2 separate regions of the Homo sapiens genome follow, and region 2 is linked to region 1. A link is an interaction called in ENCODE POLR2A ChIA-PET data of the cell type or tissue named here. Cell type or tissue: Caco-2. All regions are shown on one strand. Links, peaks and the distances in the headings refer to the core of each region. The heading gives the core; the rest is flanking DNA.

What was found. Peaks named below come from ENCODE experiments on the same cell type or tissue, not always from the same donor. Only the 100,000 strongest peaks of a DNase experiment are listed, where the experiment ranks them.
Region 2: POLR2A ChIA-PET joins it to region 1 with 6 read pairs; 4 of 35 experiments call an interaction of 5 or more read pairs at or near these places.

The regions. Positions count from the first base shown.
Region 1 is chr18:2,821,414-2,830,422 of GRCh38, forward strand. No RefSeq gene overlaps it. Among named protein-coding and RNA genes, the nearest start is that of EMILIN2, 21 kb to the right of the region's middle. In Caco-2, for the core only: no CTCF peak of the experiment used is centred there; DNase peaks (open chromatin) are centred at 3,698 and 4,388.
Region 2 is chr18:2,928,599-2,934,076 of GRCh38, forward strand. LPIN2 (lipin 2) reads right to left here. Exons shown (of 20, transcript NM_001375808.2): 9 at 2,658-2,845; 10 at 467-560; 11 at 1-62. Among named protein-coding and RNA genes, the nearest start is that of LPIN2-AS2, 36 kb to the right of the region's middle. In Caco-2, for the core only: CTCF peaks have their summits at 3,769 (motif pointing right) and 3,978; no DNase peak of the experiment used is centred there.

The DNA of each region.
Region 1 (9,009 bases), core at 3,441-5,940:
ATTCCTGAAGGGTCCGTGTCATTAGTCATGCCTGGATTGGGCTGTTGTTTTTCCATTGGTTTAATCACTGAGCACGGTAGTACCAACAGATGCCCTAATGGATCTCCTGTATTCTAGACATACTCTTCCCCACCTCCATGGTGGAGTAGTGTCCAATTTCCCCTTTGTACCCTGGATCAATCACCCCAGCCAGCACCGTAACTCCTTTCTGGACCTGTTGACTCAGAGGCATGAGGAGTCCAACGTGGCCAGATGGCAGTCTTAACTTCCAGCTCAGTGAAAGCATTGTTGTGTCTCCTGGTGGAAACACTACCCCCTTTGGAACCAAGGCTTCTGGGCCAGCAGAGGAAAAAGTTGTAGGAACAGGAAACAAAAATTGTGCTAGTGGATCACTAGGAGTAATCCCAGCCACCAGAGAAACAGCACTGTATATTGGACGCTGATTCGGAGCATATACAGCCTTCTGGAGAAACTTGCCCCAGGCCTGCAAGGTACTGCCACCTAGCTGGCCCTGTAACTGAGTTTTCCACAGGATATTTCACCATTCTGTCAAGCCAGCTGTTTCAGGACAGTGGGTAATAGGGTAAGACCAGTGAATTTAATGAGCATGAGCCCACTGCCACACATCTTTGGTGAGTTCTTTGGTCAGAAGCAATGCTGTGTGGCATGCCTTGATGGAAGATAAGGCATTCTGTAAGTCCTCAGATGGTAGTTTTGGCAGGAGCATTGCATGTTGGGGAGGCAAATCCATATTCGGAGTAAGTGTCTATCCTAGTAAGAAGAAAACATTCCTCTTTTCATGATGAAGCGGTCCAATGTAATCAATCTGCCACCAAGTAGCTGGCTGACCATCTTGGAGAAGAGTGCCGTATCAGGGGTTCAGTGTTGACTTCTGGCAGGTTGGGCAGTAGCAGTGGCTATAGCCAGGATGGCCTTGGTGAGTGGAAGTCCATGTTGCTAATGTATAACCTGCCTTTATGGCATTATGGCATTATTCCATTATATGCCATTATACATTATGCCATGTATAACCTGCCATTATGGGCTGGGTGTGGTGGCTCACACCTATAATCCCACCACTTTGGGAGGCTGAGGCAGGAGGATCACTTGAACCCAAGAATTCAAGACCAGCCCGGGCAATATGGTGAGATCTTCTCTCTACAAAAATAAAAAAAAATAAATAGCCAGGTGTGGTGGCACAGGCCTGGGGTTCCAGGTACTCAGGAGACGGAGGCAGGAGGATTGCATGAGCTCAGGAGGTGGAGGCTGTAGTGAGTCATGGTCACACCGCCACACTCCAGCATGGGTGACAGTAAGTAAGTAAGTAAGCTCCAGCTGGGGCAACAACAGCAAAACTCTGTCTCAAAGAAAAAAAAAAAAAAAAAGACAGAAGGCTGGAATCTGCACTGCAAAAGAGGAAACTCAAGTGGCCAGTAAGCGAAGATATGCTCAACCTCATTATTAGGAATAATTAGGAATAAAGAAACAAGACCAGATGTATTTCAGGATACAAAATAAATATATAAAAATCAATTGTATTTCTATATGCCAGCATTAGTTAGAAAATTAAAAACTTTAAAATTGCAATCTACATAGAATTAAAGAAAAATATTACAAAAATATTATTTATAAAATAATCATAATCTTAACTAATAGCAATAGTTTTTTGAAGGGGAATATGAGAAAGAGGATTTTTTACAACCTGAGTTTAAAATGTGTATGGATATGCCAACCAATTGGATAAGCTAGATGAAATGGACACATTCCTAGAAATACACAACTTACTAAAACTCAATCATGAAGAAATTAGAAAATCTGAATACACCTTGTCCTAGTCAGCTTGGGCTACTATAACAAAATGCCACGAACTGTTCTGATTAGCAATCTCTCCCTCTCTCCCTCCCTTCTTTCTTTCCTTTCTTTTCTTTCTTTCCTTCCTTCCTTCCCTTCTCTTTCTTCCTTCCTTCCTTCCTTCCCTTCTCTTCCTTCCTTTCTTTTTCTTGCTTTCTTGCTCTTCCTTTCTTCCTTTCTTTTCCTTTCTCTCTTTTCTCTCCTTTCTCTCTTTCTCTTTTTTTCTTTGTTTCTTTGTCTTTCTTTTTTCAGGGTCTTGCTCTGTCACCCAGGCTGGAGTGCAGTAATACCATAACAGCTCACTGCAGCCATTACCTCCTGGGCTCAGGCAAACCGCCCACCTCAGCCACCTGAGTAGTTGGGACTACAGGTGGGCATCACCACACCCCACTAATTTTTGTATTTTTTTGTAGAGATGGAGTTTTACCATGTTGCCCAGGCTGGTTTTGAACTCCATGGCTCAAGCGATCCACCCACCTTGGCCTCCCAAAGTGCTGGGATTACAGGCGTGAGCCACGGCACCTAGCCAACAATTTCTTTCTTACAGTTCTGCAGATTGGAAGTCAGATTGGGATGCCAGCAGGGTTGGGTTCTTGCTGAGGGTCATTTTTCCAGTTTCAGAGAGCTGACCTCTCCCTGTATCCTTACATGACAGAAAGAGAGCTAGTTCTCTTCCTCTTCTTATAAGAGAACTGATCCCTCATGGGGGCTCCTGAGGACCTAATTACCTGCCAAAGGCTCCCACTGGTTAGTTTTGACATTTTTGAACTTCATAGAAATAAAAAATATATACTTTAATGGAAGAGTCTTCTCTAACTTGTTTCTTTCACTTAACATGCTTGTGAGATTCATTCATATTGATGTGCACATCAGTAGTCATCCATGTTCGCTGCTGTATAGTACTCCATAGTGTGGATGTACCACAATTTATCTATATTACTTTTTCTGTTTTGTTGTTTTGTTTTTGAGACAGAGTCTCACTCTGTCTCCCAGGCTGGAGTTCAGTGGTGTGAATTTAGCTCACTGTAACCTCTGCCTCCCAGGTTCAAGTGATTCTCATGCCTCGGCCTCCTGAGTAGCTGGGATTACAGGTGCATGCCACCACGCCTGGCTAATTTTTGTATTTTTAGTAGAGATGGGGTTTCATCATGTTGGCCACGCTGGTCTTGAACTCCTGACCTCAAGTGATCTGCCCACCTTGGCCTCCCAAAGTGCTGGGGTTACACCCATGAGCCACTGCACCCGGCCTTATCCATTTTACTTTTAATAAAGATTTCAGTTGTTTCTCATTTTGGCTATTGTAAACATCACTGGAACTTTTTTAATTTTTTTTGAGACAAGGTCTCACTCTGTCACCCAGGCTGGAGTGCAGTGGTGTGATTGCAGCTCACTGCAGCCTCAACCTCCTGGGCTCAAACGATCCTTCCACCTCAGCCTCCCAAGCAGTTGGAACCATAGGTGCATGCCACCATGCCCAGCTAATTTTTAAAATTTTTTTGTTGAGATGGGGTCTCACTATGTTGCCCAGGCTGAGTAACATTTTAATATAAGTCTCCTGGTGCACTTGTCCAAGATTTCCTTAAGGGTATATATATCTAGGGGTGCAATTGCTGGGTTTTAGAGTACACACCTGTTCAAATATACATAGTAATGCAGACTGTTTTCCAAAGTAGTTGGACCAGTTCAGACCCTATCTTCGTCTGTTTTGTGTTGCTTTAAAGGAATACCTGAGGCTGGGTTATTTATAAAGAAAAGAGGTTTATTGGGCTCATGGTTCTACCGGCTATACAAGAGGCGTGGCCCCAGCACTTACTTCTGATGAGGGCCTCAGGCTACTTCCTACTCATGGCAGAAGGCAAAGGGACACCAACATGTGCAGAGGTCACAAGGCAAGACAGGAAGCAGGAGAGTCGGCGAGTGCCAGGCTCCTTTTTAACAACCAGCAATCATGAGAACTAATAGAGTGAGAACTGACCCCCTTCCCCAGAGAGGGCAATAATCTATTCATGAGGGACCTGCCCCATGAACCAAACATCTCCCATTAGGCCCTTCTTCCAACCTTGGGGATCACATTTCAACATAAGATTTGGAGGGACAGAGGCCCAAATGATAGCGTACCCCTACCAGGAGCACATGACCGTTTCTCTCCATATTCTCACTGACACTGGGCATTGTCAGACTTGTAAATTTTTTTCCATCTGTCAGGCATGTAGCATGATCCGACTGTATTAGATATTAACTCATGAAGTAGGTATTAACTTGTACTTTCATGATTATTAATGAGGTTGAGCATATTGGCATTTATTGGCCATTTGAGTTTCGTATTTCTTTGAAGTGCAGATTCCAGTTTTTGTCTATTTTTCTATTGGATTGTTTGTCTTTTTCTTGTTGATTTGTCATTGTTGCTGATTTGCTAAGTTCCACCATAAATTCTTTCTCAGTTATTTGTTGTAACATCTGAGAGGGCCTGGAGGCACCGGAGAAGCTTCAAAGAAGGGCTGAGGACAGAGGTCTTGTAGGTGGAGCTGAAGTTCTCCAGGCAGCGAGGTTAGCCCTGCCATCCCACACAGAGGAGCAGCTTGGGCAAAGATTACACTGGCTGAAGGGCCTCCAATCACACGTAACTGGAAAGAGGTAGAAAGGAGAAAGAATTGCTTTCTCCACTCAGCTTTCTCAGGCAAATTCAATGTGTTTCTGGCTTGAACATTCCTGTTTTTGAAGACTGCTTACAATGTGGATAAAATGGATTTGTGTATCTCCAGTTGGGGCTTTAGCTCTGCCTGGAGTCTTTGAAGGCTTATCTCTGAGAAATTACCACAGATCTTTGGGGAGGAGAGTGGGGCAGATTGGAGGACAGCATCCTCTAAATGAAGTCATTTTCATGGTCAAGACTTGCTCCCTTTACCTTTTTTTTTTTTTTTGAGACAGAGTCTCGCTCTGTTGCCCAGGCTGGAGTGCAGTGGCATGATTTCAGCTCACTGCACCCTCAGCCTCTCGAGGTCAAGCGATTCTCTTGCCTCAGCCTCCTGAGAAGGTGCCTGCCACCATGCCCAGCTAATTTTTGTATTTTTAGTAGAGATGGGGTTTCACCATGTTGGCCAGGCTGGTCTCGAACTCCTGACCTCAAGTGATCTGCCTGCCTCAGCCTCCCAAAGTGCTCCTTTAAAATTCTGAAGTATCTTGAATAAGTATTTGGAACCCCAATCTAACAAGATCATTCATCATGAATCTGCCCTTCAAAAGATATAATTTATTTGTATTTCTCTGGGAATCATTTAGGAACAGCAGTTCAAAGCTTGAAATGGGTTTTCTTCTTTTGTTATCTCTCACAGTTGACAGATCTCTCTTGCTAAGCTGCGATTTGGCAGTGCTTGGCTCTTAATCCCAGCTATTTAAAAGTACAGTTAAGGAAAACTGTAATTCTGAGGCAATGCGTGTTTTGAAACCTTATTTGGCCTCTCATTATCTCATTCATTGGGGCGGGAAGCACTCAGGCTGGGGTCACATGCTTGGCCTAGGGAGAGGATGACTATTCTGTCCTCGGACTGACCGGGCCCTGGAGTCGGGCAGGGAAGGCTGAAAATAGTCATTTCTTGGCTGCATTGGTCAGGCAGGAGGGTCTCTGTAACACAGGGTCGCTGACAAGTGAGACGGAGACACAAGGTCCCCGGAGGTCGGCCTCAGCAGGGACAGTGCATGTGTTTGTAGGACAGTTGAGGAAGTCCTAAGCAAAGCTTTACAGAGCTTTAGATTGATTACAGTTGTTTACAATTGTTACAAGAGAAAACTAAAGTGTAGTCTTCTGTTCAAAGTTTGAATTTTCAACTCATTTCTGAGTTAGCATTCCTGGATCTTAGTTCTCATCGAAATCAAGCATCACTTTCCCCCTGTATATTATTATGTTAATTTGGTCAACTGTCTTGTAAAAGTCAGATGCCTGTCTGCTTGTTCTCACTCATTTGACCTATGTGATTAAACAAGTATTATGCACCAGGAACTGTGCCAGGCATAGGGATAAAATATGAATAAGACAAATAAGAAACAAGCTTTTCCTCTGATGAGTCTTTGTTCAAAGCTAATAGCTGGGGCTTGGTTCGGTGGCTCACTCCTGTAATGTCAGCACTTTGGGAGGCCAAGGCGGGCGGATCACATGAGGCCAGGAGTTCGAGACCAGCCTGGTCAACATGGTGAAAACCTGTCTCTACTAAAAATACAAAAATTAGCTGGGTGTGGTGGCACACACCTGTAGCCCCAGATACTCAGGAGACTGAGGCAGGAGAATCGTTTGAACCCAGGAGGCGGAGATTGCAGTGAACTGAGATTGCATCACTGCACTCCAGCCTAAATGAAAGAGCAAGATTCTGCTTAAAAAAAAAAAAAAAAAGTAACAGGAGGGCACAGCGATTCACACCTATCATCCCGGCCCTTTGGGAGGCTGAGGCAGGAGGATCACTCGAGGCCAGGAGTTGGAAGCCAGCCTGGGCACTATAGCAAGACACCATCTTTATTAAAAAAAAAAAAAAAAAAAGGAAAAACTGGTGTTGGGGGTCAGAACGGATGTGACTTTGGGGTACTGTTGATAACTGGAAGGAGCCACAAGGGGCTTTCCAGGGGTGGTCGTGTTTTGCTTCATGATCCTGATGCTGGTTCCATGGCTATGTTCACTTTGTGAAAATTCACTGGGCTGATTATCTATGATGTTGCCCAGGCTGGGTACCATTTTAATATAAGTCTCCTGGTGCACTTGTCCAAGATTTCCTTAAGGGTATATATATCTAGGGGTGCAATTGCTGGGTTTTAGAGTACACACCTGTTCAAATATAAATAGTAATGCAGACTGTTTTCCAAAGTAGTTGAACCAGTTCAGGCCCTATCTTAGTCTGTTTTGTGTTGCTTTAAAGGAATACCTGAGGCTGGGTAATTTGTAAAGAAAAGAGGTTTATTGGGCTCATGGTTCTACAGGCTGTACAAGAGGCAGCTGAGGTGAGAGGGTCACTTGAGCCAGGCATTCGAGGCTGCAATGAGCTGCGGTTGTGCCACTGCACTCCAGCCTGGGTGACAAAGCAAGACACAATCTCTTTTATTTTATTTTATTTTTTTTGAGGTGGAGTCTTGCTCTGTCACCCAGGCTGGAGTGCAGTGGCACGATCTCATCTGACTGCAAGCTCCGCCTCCCAGCTTCACACCATTCTCCTGCCCCAGCCTCCCAAGTAGCTGGGACTACAGGCGCCTGCCACCACGCCCGGCTAATTTTTTTGTATTTTTTTAGTAGAGATGGGGTTTCACCATGTTAGCCAGGATGGTCTCAATCTCCTGACCTTGTGATCTGCCTGCCTCGGCCTCCCAAAGTGCTGGGATTACAGGCGTGAGCCACCGCGCCTGGCCCAACACCATCTCTTAAAACGAAAAAAATCATCACATGATTTGAACTTGGAACTTTCTGACCTCAAAACTGTTTAAAAACCCTAAAAAAAATTCTCAAGCAGGGAAAATGAAAAAACTAAAACAACATAAACATGCTATGGACAGATCAAAGCTGCTACTATCTTTTGACTAATGGAAAAAGCAAGGTGAAATGAGCGTTTCCTGTTTAGAGAGTGTCGAGGGGTCAAGGAGGACCCTGCCTTCATATTCTATTGCACTCTTACAAGTTTTTCCCTAACTTTAAAAAACACAAAAACAAAGTATTTGATTTCTTGAATATTCTGAGGTTTTGCTTTCTAAAGGGTTTTTTGGGGGCAAAGTGATGCCAGGATTTCTGGGAAAAATAGAACATTAGAAAAAAAGATACTTTAATTTAGTTCCAATGTGTTGCAATCTTAAAAGAAACTTTCACTGCACTACTGGGGATTCCAATTTAATAAAGCTGTTTTTAAAATAAATGTCTGTGGGCCAGGAGTGGTGGCATGCACCTATAATCCTAGTTACTTGGGAGGCTGAGGCAGGGGGGATCATTTGAGCTTAGGAATTCAAGGCTGTAAGGAGCTATGATCATGCCACTGCACTCCAGCCTGGGTGACACAGCGAGACCCTGTCTCAATAAATATATTTGTGGATCATAGTTTTCTAATGTAAATATTATCAAAGTATAACATTCTCACCAAAAACCTAAGAGCCTGAGTAGCTGGGACTACAGGCACATGCCACCATGCCTGTCTATGTTGTTTTAGTCTTTTTTTGTTTTTGAGATGGAGTCTCGCTCTGACGCCTAGGCTGGAGTGTGGTGGCGTGATCTCAGCTCACTGTAACCTCCACCTCCTGGGTTCAAGTGATTCTCCCTCCTCAGCCTCCCAAGTAGCAGAGATTACAGGCACCCACCACCAAGCCCGGCTATTTTTTGTATTTTTTAGTAAAGATGGCATTTCACCATCTTGGCCAGGCTGATCTTGAACTCCTGACCTCATGGCGTGTGCCACTGTGCCTTGCTATGTTTTACTCTTTTTAAATAAAAATTGTTCTGGCTGGATGCAGTGGCTCACGCCTGTAATCCCGGCACTTGGGGACGCTGAGGCGGGCAGATCATGAGGTCAGGAGATCGAGACGATCCTGGCTAACATGGTGAAACCCCATCTCTACTAAAAATACAAAAAATTAGCCGGGTGTGGTGGCACATGCCTGTAGTCCCAGCTACTCGGGAGGCTGAGGCAGGAGAATCCCTTGAACTTGGGAGGCGGAGGTTGCCGTGAGCTAAGATTGCGCCACTGCACTCCAGCCTGGGCGACAGAGTGAGACTCCATCTAAAAAGAAAAAATTGTTCTAAGGTGTCAACGTGGCTTAGGTTGTGGACGGCACATGCGCAGAACCTGCTCTGTGATATTTAACTTTGCTATAACCAGTCCAGCACATTTAAATAGACTATAGCACCATGCGTCTGTGTTCTTCTTACTTAGCTCCTGAGGATGAGTTGAGAAGTATGTCTCTGATGATTAACTTTTAAGTAATGAAGTCTGCAAAGATAAAGCCAAGGAAAGCACATGCGAATATCCTGCTTCATCCACAACCAACTAAACCACCAAGTGTCAAGTGTTTATTCAACTTAAAAAACATATATATAAACTTCAAAAGTTACCAAAATCCATAAGGTAATAAGAGAAGAACCTGTCCTGGAAAGAGTGATGACTGACAGTCCAGCTCTGTCTCCCTTCCTGACTTTACTAG
Region 2 (5,478 bases), core at 2,979-5,478, 110 kb after region 1:
AGCTCTTCTGGAATACTTGCAAGCTAAGGATCATGGGAGCTGCCAAAGCCCAGTTATAGTAACTGTGAGAAACAAAAATTGTGCAAAACCATTACACAGTGAAAGTGAGCAAGAGAGAGGGGAGGGAATCAGGGAGGGAGGGAGGAGGGAAGTGACATATAAAATTGCTTATTCTTTTCAATAAAGATGATCAGCTGAATTTTTTGTCACATGAATAACCTTCGCTTCAAGCACAACTTCTCTGAACAGAGAAGCCGTAAAATCTATCAAACAGAGTAACATTTCAATGCTTCTTTTAAAAATAAAATTGAAGCTTTACTTTCACTTCAAAGTCATTGCCCACTGGCTAATTTATATGAGATGACAAGTTTTATAAGAAGGAACACTTTTATAAGTAACAGTTAAAAATGGCACTTGTAAAAAAACTGCAAGAGTATTTAACAATTATAAAAGCAGGAGTATTTACCGATTATATATCCTTATTACAAGGTTAGGATTGTCTATAAGTCCAGGGTTTTCTGCAAATTCGTGATAAGTAATGATATGCTCCATGAATTTTTCTGCAATGTAAAATAATAATCAATTTGGTTAGAGATTACATAAATCCCTATATGAGATTATAATACTCTCTGCATTGCAGAAATTGAAGGCTAAAATCATCTGTCTAAAAAAACTAATTTTTGAATATTCATCAAAAGCAAAATGTCAGACGCTTTTTTTCCCCAGGACAAGAAAGAACACTTCTTTTCTATTCTCCTTTTCCACTGTCTCCCAGTGAAAACAAACAAACTAGTAAAAAGGGACATGACAGAGACTTTCAAAAAAAATACATACAGATGTGGCTAGAGAGGGACGGAAGACAGACACAGAAAGACAGACAGACACACACACACGAAAACTGTCGAAGTTCTATTCTCAGAGGAAGAAACTTTACTGACAGGCAACGGCATAACTGGGGAATATTCATAGGGGTCTTACAGCTTTAGCAAGCTACATTATATCAAAACATATCTTAAAATTGTTTGGGCCAGGCACAGTGGCTCACACCTATAATTCCAACACTCTGGGAGGCCGATGTGGGCCGATCACTTGAGGTCAGGAGTTAGGGACTAGCCTGGCCAATACGGTGAAAACCCATCTCTACTAAAAATACAAAAATAAGGCGGGTATGGTGGTGCCAACCTGTAATTCCAGCTACTTGGGAGGCTGAGGCAGGCGTGACAATCACTTGAACCCAGGAGATGGAGGTTGCAGTGAGCTGAGATGGTGCCACTGCACTCCAGCCTGGGTGACAGAGCAAGGCTCTGTCTTAAATAATAAAAACAACAACAAAAATTACATGTTACAATTGCTTGGAGAATTAAAAAAACAAAACAAGGCAAAACAAAAAAACCTAGAATTTGGCTCAAGGTCTGTGAAATAAATCCCAAGTTCTTGCAGAGTGAATGAGGGCTTCCCATGAATTTTTGTACCCTGTTCCTAAACCTGTATTCTCCTAGATCTAGGCTAACAGAGAAACTGCTCACTTGGATTGTTTCTCCAGGTAATGTGTGTATTACTTACATTTACTTGTCATTTCTGCCTCTTCCAATAAACTCTACTAGACTAAGTCACCAATATTTAAAACAAAGGTGTAACTTTTATATTTTACCTACATTTTGTATTTCGCATTCCCTCGCATATAATTTTTTAAACTGAACATTTAAGAGGATTACAGAAAGAATGTGACCTATTTAACTTAGTCCCTAGAATGAACCATTGGCCATAACACACTTTAAATTTCTTGCAAAATATAAAGCAAACAAACAATGAAGAGACAGGGAAGAGGCATAATGAGCTTCCTGTGACCCTGGAAAGGAAAGACTTCAGGAACACATGGTCCTGAGCCTCTGGCCATGCAGTCTGCCACATCACACCTTCAGTTCCTCTAAGGGAGAGGGAAGACAAAAGATGACACTAGTCACGGAAAGAAAATTTTCCCTTAGAAGAAAATCATACAGGGGCCACAGGCCAAACTGAGAAATACTAAGAGTTCAGTTTTAAAAGGAAGGTTAAAAAAAAATGCTGATGAATTGAGGACGGATGCACATGGCACTCAGCCCAGCCTATAGGCATCCTGACATGTCTGCTAAACTCCCTCCTGATTCCTGAGCAAGCTTTACTCTCGTAGGCCAACCCTCCAGCCTTATACAGAAAGTAATCCTCCTAATTTTTGCCAGAAAGACCACGTACTCAGTGGACAATCAATTTTCTACAACTTCAGGGCCCTATATTCATGTCTAAGGCCCAGTGCTTTCCAGAAGGGCAGCTGGGCCCCAGTTCCACAAATGTTTCTGTAACTTTACAGATGAGAAAACTGGTGCAGTGTGATGATCGCACCCTGGCAGCTCAGAAAACAGGGCGGCCTGATAACTCCCAACCTCTTAATTTGAAATTAGAGCCTTTAAGGGCACACTACCTCAAAGCCACTCCATAAAGAGGTGTCAATTAAGACCTTAAGTGAGGGTATAAGGGTCTGACATTACAGAACATACCTGTTACCTGCACAAGATCCCTAAAGAATGTAAATATCCTGAAATGGCTACACGGTAAGTTTTAACCAAGTGATGACCAGATTGCTCTCTGAAATGAAGATGGGGCACAAACACCCAACGTACCTTTTGAAATTTCTCCATTTTCACTGAGGCCCCCGCAAAGGGAGAGGGTAACGTCAGGCAAGTCCATGGCAGAATCTGAGAGGCACTCGGTGCCGCTATCTGCAGCTGCGCTTCCCACGGACTGTGGGGACTGGGAGCCAGAGAGTGTGTCAGACTCGGGCCACTGCCTGGAACCGGGCTCCGATTCACTGTGGACAGGGGATGGGGAAAAGATGTGCTTTATTACAACTCCTTGAATTCCTAGTTTACTGCATGGTTCTCTGGGGGCTCAAACCAAATAACACATCCGCTAAAAAGAACGGATGGACCTACAATCAGGCATAACTTTTCTTAGATAGGGTTTAGAATCATATCATAAATGACATGAAAGATAACCTAATATAGTACCAGTGAGAAATTAACTGTGAATATAGTAAATACGTCACAAAATCACCACGGTCATTCACAATAATGCAAACATTTCAACTGTGGCCTTTCTGATTTTTAATTAAAGGAGTAAAATAGTTATAAGTATTTATTTACATTTCCATGATGAAAATGACAGGGTAATTAAGAAAATCTGCTGTTTGGAAACCTTTGATCCTAACGTCCTAGAAAAAGCTGTGGCACTTTATACATCCTGTAGAAAATTACTGTAGTCCAAGGCTATATTCTTTAAAACCAAATCTTTTCTAAGTTCGCCTATTACCTCACAAAGAAGGAAGGAGAAATTAAACGAGCAAATTCTCTAGAGGCAAGACCCACCTAGAAAAAGAAATGTATTCAGAAATAAACTGGATGTAACTGTTATTCCAGGAGCTAAAGATGAGGTTACTGAATATTTTCATTTTTCAAGATAAGGCACAGAAGCCAGGTTTCAGAAGGTGATCAAGGGAAACCTTATGCAATGAAGTGTAAATTTGAGAAAGAATAATCATGAATGGCACAGCACCTTAAGTCTCACAGTCCCCAATGCTTACTACTCTATACCCTTTGAATAGGTATTTAATGTCACATTTGAGATATTGAGAATTTTCAAATTCACTTATTTTATTCAAAAAGCCAGTATTTTTATGTGAATTAAAAAAACAGTGACCCAGAGGTTTACTGGCTCTTTCAAACAAATCTCATCTTTGAGCAGTAGGTGGCAGCAGACTACAGATTATGTTTTAACTAGGTAACAGTTTCAAAACCTGTTTCCCATTTGAATCAACAAAAAAATTCAGGTTTTTGGATATTTTTTCCTCTTAATAGCCATGCACACTCATACCCACAAAATTGAGATTAACTGGACTGACAGAATGTTCTCACTGGAAACACAAAGTCAGCAGAACTGTTGTTATACTGGGAGTGAGGGGCAAGGCCAACCCTTCTGTGTTCACCACACCTGTCTCCTCTTTCTCCGGGGCACACGGCGAGGCCCCCTTGCAGTCAGGTGGGGCCACGTGAGCACATGACTGAGCCGTGAATATGGACGGAAGGCATACATGGTGCCCCTCCCCAGGGGCCCTCTCCTATGCGATGCTCATTCCTTTCTCTGCTGCCAGTAAACTCTGGACTCTGAGACCCTATGGGGATGGGAGAGCCTCAAGGTGAAAGGAGCCTGTGTTCCTGAATCCCTGTGGGCAAGGCCTCCCCCTAAACACCAACACAGAGCATTCTTCACAGGGGCAAGAAACAAAATTCCATCGTGGTAGGCCAACGAGATCAGGAGTTCCACCTCTACAGCAGCTAGTGTTACCCCAACCAGTAACAACAACATCTACACACATGGGGATGCCGTCTGACTCAGGATGCCACCAAATACAAAAGTGTGTGATTTATATTAAAGTTTAGTGATAATTACAAATACTGTAAATTTGGTAATGAAGATGCTAAGGATCATGACATGACTAATGCTTACATGGATTACAAGAGTCTCACTCACTATCTTTAAATATTTATGAAATGTTTCAAGAAATAGTTAATGAGGTAAGAAGCTTACTTAGTGCATGGACAGTGACTGTGAACAGTTAAATTACAGTAGAGTGGAGTAAGGTATCATCACCTTAGTTACTCTCCTCACTTTTTAAAAGAGAAACTAAGACATATACCGAAGGAATACCAATATAAATAAATGATTAAGGCCTGGGAAATGTGGGGGGAAAAGTGGTAATTCTATGACAGCTTATATTTGAACTTTCCTACTGTTAAAATAAAGCCGTTTCAGTTTTTTCACCTTAAAAAAATCCAACTATTACTTCAAATGAAGTAGATATGTTGAGATAAATTTAGGACAGAGCTAGAAAGGAGTTTTAAGAACTTTCCCAAAATACCTGTAAAAAATTTAAATAGCTTTATATCAATCCCATCTTTCTATTCCAAATAAAAAACAAAATATACTTTTCAGTAATTCATTTACAAGTGTTTAATTATGTGTGCCTATGGCTCAGTATATTCAAGTCATACTTTCCGTGGAGAAAAGTTGTTTTTTTCTAACCACAGAGTAGCAGTTTAACAGAATTCCCCTAAGAGTAGAAATGAACTTGGGAAGGCAGTCCAAGTGTATCATATTTGAGGCCCATATTTGAAGTAATTCAAAGGGAAAATGGTGCGGGACAGTGAGGGAGGCTGGGTGGCAGCTGTGGAGCTGCAGGGGATGTGGGGACACGGGGCGCGGGGGCAGTGCCCCACCAGACCCAGACCCGGTTCAGAAAAGGCTCAGGATCTCAGACTCCCAAGAAGTGAACACATTCTTTGGAAAACATTTTCAAATAAAGATGTGTTTCTTTTAAAACACATAATAAAATAAATGCTAAAAAATTTTCCCAAGCATGTTGAGTTTGTATTAACCACTACAGGA